Linked DNA regions of Mus musculus: region 2 is linked to region 1. Evidence: chromatin contacts called from ENCODE Hi-C or POLR2A ChIA-PET data. All regions are on one chromosome and are shown on one strand. Each heading gives the region's core, a stretch centred on a gene start or an enhancer-like site at or near the end of the contact. The rest is flanking DNA. Distances are from core to core; before and after follow the strand shown. Region 1 overlaps Iqgap1 (IQ motif containing GTPase activating protein 1). Region 2 has its middle 27 kb from the start of Zscan2.

Region 1 (6,238 bases), core at 1,494-3,993:
GTCTTTGAGAGCTAAGCAGCCTGTTCATTTGACCTAATTTGGTATATATTTCTCCTGGATTTAGAGATCAAAGCAGTGATTGTGCTCATGTATTTTAAACCCCATGAGACAAAATGGTGAAAATGTATTTGAAGTCTTGAGTTAGCTTATTCTAGGAATTTCATTTCCTGGTCTTGCTGGGTGATCTGTTTCTGATTCTTTATAATTTATTCTGCTTCACTATGAACTAGTTCAGAGATACCTGTTGGTAGATAGCAGGGCCAGTTTTGAGTACTAGTAAATGATATGATATTAGATGGACCTCTGGTTGCTTCTAATTGGAGTTGCCTAAAATAACCCTGTGACAAGTATTTGTGTAAATAAAGTGCTGGTAGGCAATGTGAGACCTTCAGGAAGTGATTCATATCACTCTGCTGTTTGTTTAATTTGGGACTCCGTTGCTTAGAGACCATATCTTTGAGGAGGCTGAGTGTGAAATACTAGCTGAATGCCAAGGGCCAGGGGCTACCTGATCAAATTAATCACAGCCCTGCTTCTTCACTTTAGTTTTAGAAGGCTCCTTATAGTGGCTTGGCAGTGTTTTTATTACAAAAATTAATATAAAAAACATATAAATGAAGGATCTGGCTAATGATTTAATTTGAAATGCAAATATTTACTTAAATTTGAATTTTCAGGAAACATTTTTTTTTTGGATAGAATTGGTTATTTCTACCAGGCATTATATATATATATATATATATATATATATATATATATATATATATATATATATATATATATATTTTAAAAGATTTATTTACTTATTATATGTAAGTACACTGTAGCTGTCTTCAGACACTCCAGAAGAGGGAGTCAGATCTCGTTACGGATGGTTGTGAGCCACCATGTGGTTGCTGGGATTTGAACTTCGGACCTTCGGAAAAGCAGTTGGGTGCTCTTACCCACTGAGCCATCTCACCAGCCCCAGGCATTATATATATGAAATTTAATTCATTTTGTGTAAGACAGCTAAAAGAAAACAAGATCCCCATGAAACCCAGATCCCCTGCTATTTGCAACAATATGAAATTTTCCCCGTGTGTCCCAAAGTCAGTGACTTCCTCTTGCTTGGTCCCCTCTCCCTTGTGGTCATCTGTACTATTTCATGAGCCCTTTCTCTGTGTCTACAGTGCACTGAGTACTTTATACACTGATCTGGTCAGCTCTCTGGATGCCCCAGGAGGGGCTTGTTATGTTTATTCAGCAGATAAGACAACAGAGCTCAGAGAAACTAATCCCTCATGTAGTGGATTTGCAGTTTACCAGAACTCCGAAGCCCTTGCTCTGTACCACATGCCCTCACTGCTTCGATGTGGCCGGTATGTGTATAAATAACCACAACAGTTGTAACTATCACTAAGTACACTGAATGATGATGCCGCTTCAGTGGAACCTCACTGTGACAGAGGCATGGAATTCAAAACACGGGTTCCAAGGCTACTTAACTGTCTGTGTAACTCCGGCCTAGGTATGTGTCACACCAACTATTGCCAGTGCTCCTGACCTCTGCAGACATGGAAGGGGCAGCAGTAAGGTCGAGGTTCTGAAAGATCCTGACAGAATGTAAAAGGTCACAGAAGCCCTGAAATTGGCAAGATAGATGTCACTGTTAGCAGAACTAGCTTCACTGATTTAGAAAACTAGAGGTGCACAATGCTCTGTCCACTCCTTGAACCTGTGTGTCTGCCAATGTTTTGACCATTCCTTGAACCCATGTGTGTGCCCACTGATGAAGCCCATTGCCAGGTGTTTGTGATATTGGTTGCTGAGAAAGAGTCAGAAAATCTCCCCAGCAACCACAGCCGGGCCAATCCTGAGTTGCTACACCTGCACCAGACTCTTTCCTTGTACCCCTCCCATACCCATTTCTTGAGAATAGACATTGTTTAGATCTGGAAATCCCCTACTCTCCCCTTCTCCTTTCTCCCCTGAGGGCCTATAAAAACTGGGACCTCTTTCCCCTCGAGGTCGACTCCTCTACCTCTGCATGGGATATGAGTCGTCCCCAGAGCTCTGGCTTTCCCCGAATAAAGCCTCATGTGGTTTGCATCAAGCTTGGTCTATCGTGAGTTCTTGGGTGTCCGCTATTGTCCTGAGGCCTGAGCGAGGGGCTCCTCTTGGAGTCTTTCAGTTCCAGACAACTGGTGTCAGCTGTCATATGGCCGAGGACTGGAGCTGTGTCTGCTCATTAAAGTCTCATCCACCCTCAAATGTCCAGTTTGTCTTTTGGTTTGTTTTTTATATTGAGAACTGAACTGAGAGTCTCACAGATGCTGGGCAGATTACCTGCTGCTAAAACACACCCCAAATCCCAGTGATTAGACAAACCAGTTTGAAGCAGGGTCTCCTTAAGTCGTCTGGGTAGCTTCTGGTTTCAGTCCGCTGTGGTTCAGGAGTAGGTTGGGTTTACAGGCATGGTCCACCACACCCATTTCGTCACGTATTTGTGCTTTTAACTGGATTGTTGGGCTATTCCTCACCGTTTTTTTTTTTTTTTTCCTACGTTCTAACCTGGTCTCTGCCTTTGGGTTTAGCTTGTGTCCCACCAGACTGTCCTTTGCTAAATAGTGACCTCATGCAGACAGGAGTGGCAAGTTGGATTGGAAATTGCCTTACATCGTTTTGGCAAGAGCCGTGTTTGGGGGGTGTGGGTGGAGGAAGGACTTGTCTGAAGGCCTCTATTTCTTCTTTACTGAGAATGCTTTCCTGTTGACTCACTGGAAATCATAACGAAAAGCAGAGGAACACTGGAAAGGCAGCTGCCAGCCCAGGGCTGTGCTGCTGCTGGGCAGCTGCTGAGGGCCTGGGGAGACACCAGGCGCCAAGATTGGTGAGATTTTTGAGGAGAGAAAATAGAAGGGGATTCTGGTATTATTGTGAAAGGTAATTTTTCAAAAAGTATAGTTATGGCCCAGATTGAACTTTTCTTTTTTAATTCAAAACCAGAGTGTGCCTGGCTGTGGTACATAATTCAGAGGGGATGGGAGATCCAGAGAAGAAAAAGCCCACCTGTCTCCTCGGTCCTGTTTCTCCTACCCTGTGCCATCTTTTCCAGTTAGATGGCTGTTAGCATTGTCCCCTGTGTATGCCATATGTATTATAAATATTTATTCCACGTTACCCTTTACACTTTTATTTTTGTAAGGTGTTTATAGTAATAGCATCTTAAGACATGTTTGAATTTATTAATCTTATTTTTTAGCTTCTGAAGTCCTCTTCAGGCCATTTTCATACAGTCCTAGTATATATATGAAATTATAGAAAATCATTTGAGTTTGGAGAGATGGCTAAACAGTTAAGAGCACTAATTGTTCTTCCATAGGACCTGAATTTGATTCCTGGCACCCATACTGGGTGGCTCATAGTTGTCTTAATTCTACTTTCCTGGGCATGACTCCTTTGGCCTCTTAGATGCCTGTAATGATCTTGCCCATGTGTACTTCACAATTAATGAAAGCAAAATAATAGCAAAAAGCAAAAAGAAAAAAAAAAAAAAAGGAGGGGGGTGTTGTTCAATGTAGCCATGTTGGGAAGGGAGACAAAGAAAGCTAGCACCACGGTTCCTAAAGTCCTAAAGTCCGTCCTCAAAGGGTCTGCCCTAAAGGTAGGAAGCAAGATACATAACTAAGCAGTCCAATAAGATGTGGTCCAGCCCACCATCTCAGCTCCAAGCCTCCTGCAGGGTCATCTGAGGGGCGCCAGATATTTTTCCTGGAAACATGTGGATGCCCCCAGGGTGGCATTGTTTCCTCTTTTAGCAGGAAGGAGTCCTGGGAACTCTCCAGTTTCTTGGGGTCCATTCTTTCAGTAATCTGACAGCCAAAGATGGAGCACACACCTCTCTTTAAGAGCATATCCTGCTAAACAGGTTCATTACATACTCATACATACACACAGCTAAAAATCACCCAAAACTAAGTCTTAAAAATACTCCCTTATGGTTTCCTCCCCTTCTCCCTTCAGTAATGGAGCTTGAACACAGGGCCTCGACCATGCTAGGCAAGTATTCTGCTGGGCTTTACTTCCAGGCGAGCCCCTGCCTAATAGTGTTTTAAAATATATATATACATGTATATGTAGCATCACTTAATATTTACATGTGTATTATAATATATTAAATATGAATGTATGTAATATATATATATATACATACACACATGTAACATGTAAGTGATAAAACTGGACATGTGTATATATGTGTACACACATATATGTAGCGTTTTAACATTTCATTTAACTCTTTGATTCATTTAGGATTTTGGCATGAGGACTTGGGTAGATATCTTATTTATTTTGTTTTGTTTGAGGCTTGGTCTCACTATGTAGCCCTGGGTGGCCTAAAACTAACTCACTGTGTGGACCAGGCTGGCCTTGCACTCAGAGATTCACCTGCCTCTGCCTCCTGAATGCTGAGATCAACAGTGTGTACCCGCCTTTGATCCCAACATATCCAACATGTGTATTTTATTCTGTTCTTGTTCAGACTTTTGGATAATATCTTCAATTTTGTGCATCACTATTAGCTGTCTTAAAAAACAGGCAGAGGAATGTGCTACATATATATATATCTTTAGTATCTGAGTTGAGATCTTAAATTTAGTGTGTTTGTGTTCAAGAGAGAGAGAGAGAGAGAGTGTGTGTGTGTGTGTGTGTGAGAGAGAGAGAGAGAGAGAGGATCTAAATGAAAGACTTTCACTGTTTGGGAAATATAATCGCTGGGCTGTTGCCCATCATCTTTAGGACACTGTTTTTGTCAATTACATGATCTCATGTAGCCAAGGCTACTCCTGGTTCTCCTACTTGTACCACCTAAGCACTGGAACTACAGGTGTGTGCCGTATGCCTAGCTTCTTGAGGCACTGTAAAGGACAGAGTTGTGAGTTCTAAGAGTTAGGATTGCAAATGTACTAATCCTAATTATTTCAAACAAAAAGAAAACATATCACAAAATCTGATCTAGTGAACTAATTTCTGACAAAATACAGGAGTGGCAAAATTCCAGGGTACATTATCAGATAGCTGTCTTCTGAGGACTTAGTAAGACCAGAATGACATGATGCTAGGAGCCACCCTGGCTCCTCACTGTGGACTCCTTCGGAGAGCCATGCTGCAGAAACGTCTACTCTTGAACAGGGTCACCACATTGGTGAGTCAGAAAAACATGTAAAGTCTAGAGTGTAGCAAGGCATTTGCAAGTGTGTCTTGTGATACTTTGCAGAGAGATTGGTTAAATATGAATTAGATTTCAGTGTAATTAAGATGATTTATAGCTGCCTGAGTAAACCAGATTTAAAAGGGCCCTTAGAGGGGCGTGGCTGCTGGAGGGATATAGGTTTCTTTTAGGGTAATGAAAGTTTCTGGGACTATATTGTAATAGTGGTTGTACAACATAGCGAGTATAACAAACCAAAAACACCACATTGCTTATGGTTAAAAAGGGTGAACTTGCAAAGTCTGGCTCAGAAAAAGGGCGATTGGTTTTGTTTGGTTTTGCTTTTGAGATCTGTGTAGCTCACACCAGTCTTCCATGTGTTGTGCACTGAGGATGGGTGACCTTGGCCTTCTGGTTTTTCTGTCACTGTCTCTCCAGTGATTGAGAGCTAAGCAGGGCTTCATGTGTGTCAGACCAGCAGTCTACCAACTGAGCTGCGTACCCAGCCCCGGCTTGTTTGTTCCTTTGGTTTTTTTGAGATAGGATCCTATGTAGCCCAGGCTGGCCTCAGACTCCTTGTACACTTAGAGGATGACCTTGAACTCCCGATCCTCTTTCCTCTACCTTCCTAGTTCAGGAATTACAGGTACGAGCCACCTGTCATCCCTCCCAGCTCTAGTTGCTGGATTTTAACGCAACGGAAGCTCTTTAGGGCCTCTTCTCACAAGGGATGTGCCAGTCAAATTTGGACTGCTAGAGAAGTGGTTAACACAACAAACTGTGTTTAAAATACACCAGGTTACCACAGTGTAATAGGATAATGGTTTACGTTGTGGTAGAAAAGGTCTAACTGCAGAGTAAAAGAGAAGCAGCATTAGTAGGAAAAGCAAACGACATCAGAGATACTTGTTAACCATTAAGTCTGGTGACCTGCATTTGACCCTTGGAAGCACTGTAAAGGTGGAAGGAGAGAGCTGCCCCAGACCTCCCATGTGCATTGTGGCCTGGGATACACATACGTACAATAATTGCAAATTAAAAACA
Region 2 (6,459 bases), core at 2,823-5,322, 46 kb before region 1:
AGATTTATGTTTTGTTTTGGTTTGGTTTGGTTTTGGTTTTTCGAGACAGGGTTTCTCTGTATAGCCCTGGCTGTCCTGGAACTCACTTTGTAGACCAGGCTGGCCTCGAACTCAGAAATCCGCCTGCCTTTGCCTCCCGAGGGCTGGGATTAAAGGCGGGCGCCACCATGCCAGGCTTGTTTTGTTTTTAAATGCAGATGTGGGTGCATAAGCAAGTTTGTGGAGGATCAAGGACAACCTCAGGTGTCATCTTCAGGACATAGTCTATCACTTGTGAGACACGTTCTTTTGTTGGCCTGGAGCTCATCAATGGATTCTACTGGGGTGTAGGTGAGATGGGCAAGCTCTTTACCAACTAAGCCATCTCCTGAGCCCCAAGAGCTCCCGATTCTGATTGGCCCAAGTGTTTGTTTGTTTGTTAGTTGTTCTTTTTTGAGATGGGGGTGGTGGCTCAGACTGGCCTCCAAAGTGCTGTTCAGCAAAATAAGTGACCTTTAACCTCCTGATCCTTCTGACTCTACTTCCCAAGTCAGGCTTGCTCCATTCTGCCTGGCCCCGCTATACAGCTTTTTCTATTACAGTGGTTCTCAACCTTCCTAATGCTGTTAATACGGTTCTTCATGTTGTGGTGACCCCCAACCATAAAATTATTTTTTGTTGCTACTTCATAACTGTAATTGTGCTACTGTTATGAATGGCAATGTAAATGTCTATGTTTTCTGATGGTCTTAGGCAACCCCTGTGAAAGGGTCATCTGACACCTTCCCCCTCCCCCAGAGGGGTTATTGCAACTCACAGGTTGAGAACAGCTGTTCCATTACAAAAAGATATGCAGCAAAACAGTAATAGGGAGTTTTGGGCTGTGGGTTTTTTTTTCCTAAACAGACATGTCTCCAACCTTTCCTTACATGTATTTATAGTTTTAGAAATGAACTTATTATGTATTTATAAAAATAAAGCGTTCTGTTGGAAGAAATGAGAAACTTCCCTGGGGAAGGGCTGTGTGAGTTCAGCATGAGTCATTATTAAATAGAGACTCAGTTGTCTCAAAAGAAGGCAATGCATGAGGGTCACGACCGCTTCATCATGGGGCTCCCAGAACAGAGAAGTCTTTTTAAGAGATGTGGAGTTCAAGGGCAGGAAAGGAAGTTGGTTTTCAGTTCTTGGCAGGAGGTAGTGGGAAGTACCATAGAAATCTACCTCCCCCCACCAAATAGAGGGTCCTTAACTCTGTTATCTGTAAATAAGTCCCCCCTCCTTTCTCTTACTCCCTGACCCTCAGGGTCTTAAGTTGTTCAAACCAGCCTTAGACTTCTGAGCCCAAGGAAAATCCCTTCACTGTCTGGAGTGCCAGAGCCTGCGTACCACCCAGGCTTAGAGGGACAAGCCCACTAACGGAGATTCCCCACCACCACCTTTGTGTATGTTTGTATGTGTAATATATGAATTTGTGTGGTTGTGCTTGCTCCTGTGGGAGACGGTGAGTGACACCAGAGGGTGACATTTGCCTGTCTTCCTCAGACACTTATCATCTTTTTTTTATAAATAAATTTATTTACTTTCATTTAGGGTGTGTGTGTGTGTGTGTGTGTGTGTGTGTGTGTGTAAGCCACATGTATGCTTGAGCCTTTGGAGGCTAGAAGCAGAGTTTCAGATCCCCTGGAACTGGACTTCCAGGCATCTGGGCTGCCTGATGTGGGCTGGGAACTGACTTCAGGTCCTGCAGAAGAGCAGTGAGTGATCTTAGCCATTGAGCCAGCTCTCCAGCCCGGAGGGGATGCATTTAGGAAGAAATGTTTCCATTATTATACTATTGTGATAATCCTCATGTGACACATTTCCTCCACTAAACATTAGATGTTTTGTTTTCAATTTTACCTAGAAGGAGAACTGGGCCTGGCCAGATGGCTCAGCAAGTGACGTGCACTTGTCAAACAAGCCTGACTAACTTAAGTTCTGTGCCTAGAACACACATGGCCTTTGACTTACACATGCATACACAGACACACACAGATATACATGCTGACAGATATAGACACACAGAGATATGCATATATACACACACACACATAGACACACACAAATAAATATATTTTTTTTTATTTTAAAAAAGGAGAAATTGGGAGGGGATATGAAATTTTCAGAGGGGAAACTAGGAAAGGGGATAACATTTGAAATGTAATAAAAGAAAATATCTAATTTTAAAAAAGGAGAAATTAATTAATTTCCAAGTTATTCACATCGGAAGTGGCTCAAGTTAAAAGGAATTTAAACTAATTGTTCTATTTTTATTAATAGTAAAAATGAAAATAAATTATTGTTTCTAAATTTGTTCACTTTTATATGAATTATCTGAAATCTCTCAATGAATAAAATTAATAAATAATTCTTAAAATTAACTTAAAATTAATGTGTCTATTCAAAGGAATTTAAACTAGAAAATATTCCTAAATTTATGTATATAAATGTGTTTGTGTATATAAACATAAATGGTGTCCTTGGCTAGTTTTATGTCAACTTGGCACAAGCTAGAGTCATCTGAAAGGAAGAAACCTCAATAGAGAAAATACTTCTCAAAGACCAAGATGTTTTCTTCTTCTTCTTCTTTTTTTTTTTTTTTTGGAAAGATGTATTTATTTTATTTATATGAGTACACTGTAGCTGTCAGACACAGCAGAAGAGGACATTGGATCCCATTACAGATGGTTGTGAGCCACCATGTGGTTGCTGGGAATAGAACTCAGGACCTCTGGAAGAGCAGTCAGTGCTCTTAACGGCTGAGCCATCTCTCCAGCCCCCTAAGATGTTTTCTTAATTAGCGATTGAAGCAGGAGAGCCTGTCCATTGTAGGTGGTTTTATCCCTGGGCTGGTAGTCCTGGGTTTTATAAGAAAGCTGGCTGATATTGCTAGGACAAGCCAGTTAACAGCACCCCCCCACACACACACACCCTACGCCCCCCCAACCCTCCAGCCCCCCCAACACCCCCCCCCCCCAACTCCCGCCTCTGCATCAGCTTCTGCCTCCAGGTTCCAGGCCTGCTTAAGTTCCTTCCTATCCTGACTTCCTTTGGTGATGAACAGTAATGTTGAAGTATAAGCTAAATAAACTTTTTCCTTCCCAACTTGCTTTTTGATCATGGTGTTTCATTCAGGTGGTCCCTCCTGTCTCTGCTCTCTGCTTCTCTTTCCAGTACTGGGATTGAAGATGTATGTTTTTTTTTTTTCTTTGTTTGTTTCTTTGTTTGTTTTTTGAGACAGGCTTTTTCTCTATAGATCCCTAGCTATCCTGGAACTCAACTATGTCGACCAGGTAGCCTCCTGTGTGCTGGGATCAAAAGTATGCACCGCCACGCCCATGCGTAGCCACGCCCATGCCACTTTTCCTGCTGAGCCTTTTCTGAGAGCTAGTGGTGTGAACTCGGGTCCCAAAGCTTGTATAGCAAGTACTTTACCCACAGAGCTATCTCTTAGTCTCCCCTCACCCCCAAACTAAGTTTCACTAGCCCAGGTTAGCCTGAACTCCTATGTACTTGAGTATGCGTATGAACTCCTAATCCTCTTGCAAATACCGGAATTACAGATGTATGCCGCTATGCCAAGCTTAGGTGGAAATTTTTAAATGTCCAGTGCTTGATCATAGCCAATCAGGCGGGGCTGGTGAGATGGCTCAGTGGGTAAGAGCACCCGACTGCTCTTCCGAAGGTCTGGAGTTCAAATCCCAGCAACCACATGGTGGCTCACAACCACCCGTAATGAGATCTGATGCCCTCTTCTGGTGCGTCTGAAGACAGCTACAGTGTACTTACATATAATAAATAAATAAATCTTAAAAAAAAAAACTTATAAAAAAAACTTATATAACCAATCAGGCTAACTTAAATAAGAAAGTAATATTTAATAACTCATAAAACAGTGTTTTTGTATTTAGAAAGAAGCAGCTGCATTGAGACAACAGAAACGGATGAACTGGCGCTGCCCTTGGAGCCCTGCACCTGCAGCAGGGAGTCTGGCGCTGGTGGAGAAGCCCCGCCTCCTTCCCGGATCAAGCCGACAGCAAGCCAGGGGCTGTGTGATTGGTGCAAGCTGCTCTTAAAGGAGCACCAGCTGCCTCTCAGCTTCTCTGCTACAAAACCTCAGTGCCCACGAGAGTTGGATCAACAGGTGGCAAGGCGCTCATCCCTTGAAATTAAGATTTTTGTCTGCTTTAAATATATAAATAACATTTGCCACTACACCTTTATTTCTGACTGCTCTTAAACGTTTACTGTGTTCTGCATGTCTTGTTTATAAAATATTGGTTTATAATTTATAATTTATAACGTACATATTGCTCTATAAATTATGGTAATGATACCAGGAATAAAAATTAAGGATTTTTTAAATTCTATATTTTATTTATTTGCATTTCAAATGTTATCCCCTTTCCTGGTTTCCCCTCCACAAACCCCCTATCCCATGCCCCCTTCCCTCTGCTTTTATAAGAATGCTCCCCCACCCACCAACCCAACCCCTCCTCATCGCCCTGGCATTCCCCAACACTGGGTCATCAAGCCTTCACAGGACCAAGGGCATCTCCTTCCATTGATGCCAGATAAGGCCATCCTCTGCTACATATGCAGCTGGAGCCATGTGTACTCCTTGGTTGGTGGCTTAGTCCCTGGGAGCTCTGGGGGATCTGGTTGGTTGATATTGTTGTTCCTCCTATAGGGTTGCAATCCCCCCCCCCTTTTTTTTTAGAAGTTTACAGCATTAACAAAGGTTAAGAATCACTGGCTCTTGAAATTCCGCCCCCACCACCACTTCCTTTCAGCTTGCTTGAGCCCTGGCAAGGCTCCAGCAAGCCCTTCCTGTCAGCCCAACGTGCCAATAACAGCTTCCTCAGCCAATCAAGGTTCTTGCCATTTTCCCATCTTGTTAACCCCTTTCCTGTGCTGACACTGCCTTCGGCTTAAACCTAATCACACGGGAAACTGTTATGCTCTATAATGATATACCAGATAAAGGTCAGAAAGGGTGGTAGTCTCTTTATGGAGTATGTTTTTGGGGTTAAAAAGTTTTATTTTGATATTAGAAGAGCTTCAATTCAAAACTGACTTTTAAGGCTCAAACATAACAGAGATAGATAACCAGTATCCTTGTAAATGATCAAATAATTTAATCTGTTCAGAAATATATAAGAAGCCATGCTAAGAACTGATGCAGTTAATTTCAAGATTAAGCTTTATTTAGTCTTCTGTTTTATATTTTCAAGGTATAGTTTAGAGCAGATAACTAAAAACAGGTAGGTACTAGCCCTCAAACCAGTCAGAGATCTCCTGAATGTGGCATTTAGTATGTTTAAACTTACCACGACAGACAGAGACTCCCAAATCCTAACAGTGACCCTCCAAGGTATCCAAGAAAATATGGGCACAACCACAAAGGACATAACTACTGGACATAACTGCCCCAGCGCCTCGCCCACTGCCAGAGCCCGGCCTGAGCTGTGGACAGAGGACAACCAGACAACTGATTGCCACACTTTGCTTAAGATGAGATGAGGACAGTCTCTCCCAAGTTCCTCATCCACAGAAAAGGCCTCTTCATCTTCTGGGCCTGATGGCCAAAGACTGCCATTGTCCTTGATGCAATGGAGACCACAGGAACTTGGGACAAATGGCCAGGTCATGAAATATGGACTAGTTTCTGTCATTTTAACTGACACATAGGCCATTTAGATAGTAGTTTATCCTTCTCAGGTCTCTGATAATATTGATGGCTAAGCTAATTATAGCTTAACAGCTAGAGAACAACAGGCAACTAGCTCCTTCAGGTAGTTTGCTGCTGTGTTAGTTCATTAGTCTATTCACTAGTTAGATTTGTTTTGTTTTGAGACAGGGTTTCTCTGGCTGTCCTGAAACTCACTCTGTAGACCAGGCTGGCTTCGAACTCAGAAATCCGCCTGCCTCTACCTCCCAAGTGCTGGGATTAAAGGTGTGCGCCACCACCGCCCAGCAGTTAGTTTTGTTTTGGTTTGGTTTTTGGTTTTTCAAGACAGGGTTTCTCTGTTTAGCTCTGGCTGTCCTGGAACTCACTCTGTAGACCAGGCTGGCCTCGAACTCAGAAATCCGCTTGCCTCTGCCTCCTGAGTGCTGGGATTAAAGGCGTGCGCCACCACGCCCGGTTTGCCTGTTCTTGAGAATGGATTTGCCCCTTGGTCTGGGGATTCTTTACCTTCTGCAATTGCTCGACAATTTTAACTTCTGTCCGAGTCTATATTTGTCTCAGCAGATTTTCACCTGGCTGACAGACTCCATCCAGGAATCACCTGAGGACCGCAAGCTGCCCAAGCTCTGGATTGGCTGAAAACTGATGTTAACCAGTCCAGCTGAGGTGGGTACTTGCACTGCCTGCAGCTGGCTCTGTCCTCAGCTGTGCCTTTCTCCTGGAGGCAACCACAGGGACAACCCACGTTTGGT

What was found. A loop is a pair of places that touch in the nucleus more often than their neighbours do. ChIA-PET counts read pairs that join two places held with the same protein, here RNA polymerase II (POLR2A).
Region 2: POLR2A ChIA-PET joins it to region 1 with 18 read pairs in embryonic stem cell. The contact joins two enhancer-like sites. A Hi-C loop is called at or near these places in 2 of 37 maps with a recorded cell type or tissue (regulatory T cell and v-Abl transformed pro-B cells). POLR2A ChIA-PET finds 5 or more read pairs at or near these places in 4 of 5 experiments (Patski and embryonic stem cell).

The regions. Positions count from the first base shown.
Region 1 is chr7:80,783,421-80,789,658 of GRCm38, reverse strand. All of the region lies in intron 2 of Iqgap1 (IQ motif containing GTPase activating protein 1), which reads left to right. Among named protein-coding and RNA genes, the nearest start is that of Iqgap1, 17 kb to the left of the region's middle. RefSeq lists an enhancer at 1-721. Within about 2 kb of position 2,743, at least 1 of the 3 ENCODE cell types and tissues checked has a DNase peak (open chromatin) inside an H3K27ac peak, as active enhancers do.
Region 2 is chr7:80,830,769-80,837,227 of GRCm38, reverse strand. No RefSeq gene overlaps it. Among named protein-coding and RNA genes, the nearest start is that of Zscan2, 27 kb to the left of the region's middle. Within about 2 kb of position 4,072, at least 1 of the 3 ENCODE cell types and tissues checked has a DNase peak (open chromatin) inside an H3K27ac peak, as active enhancers do.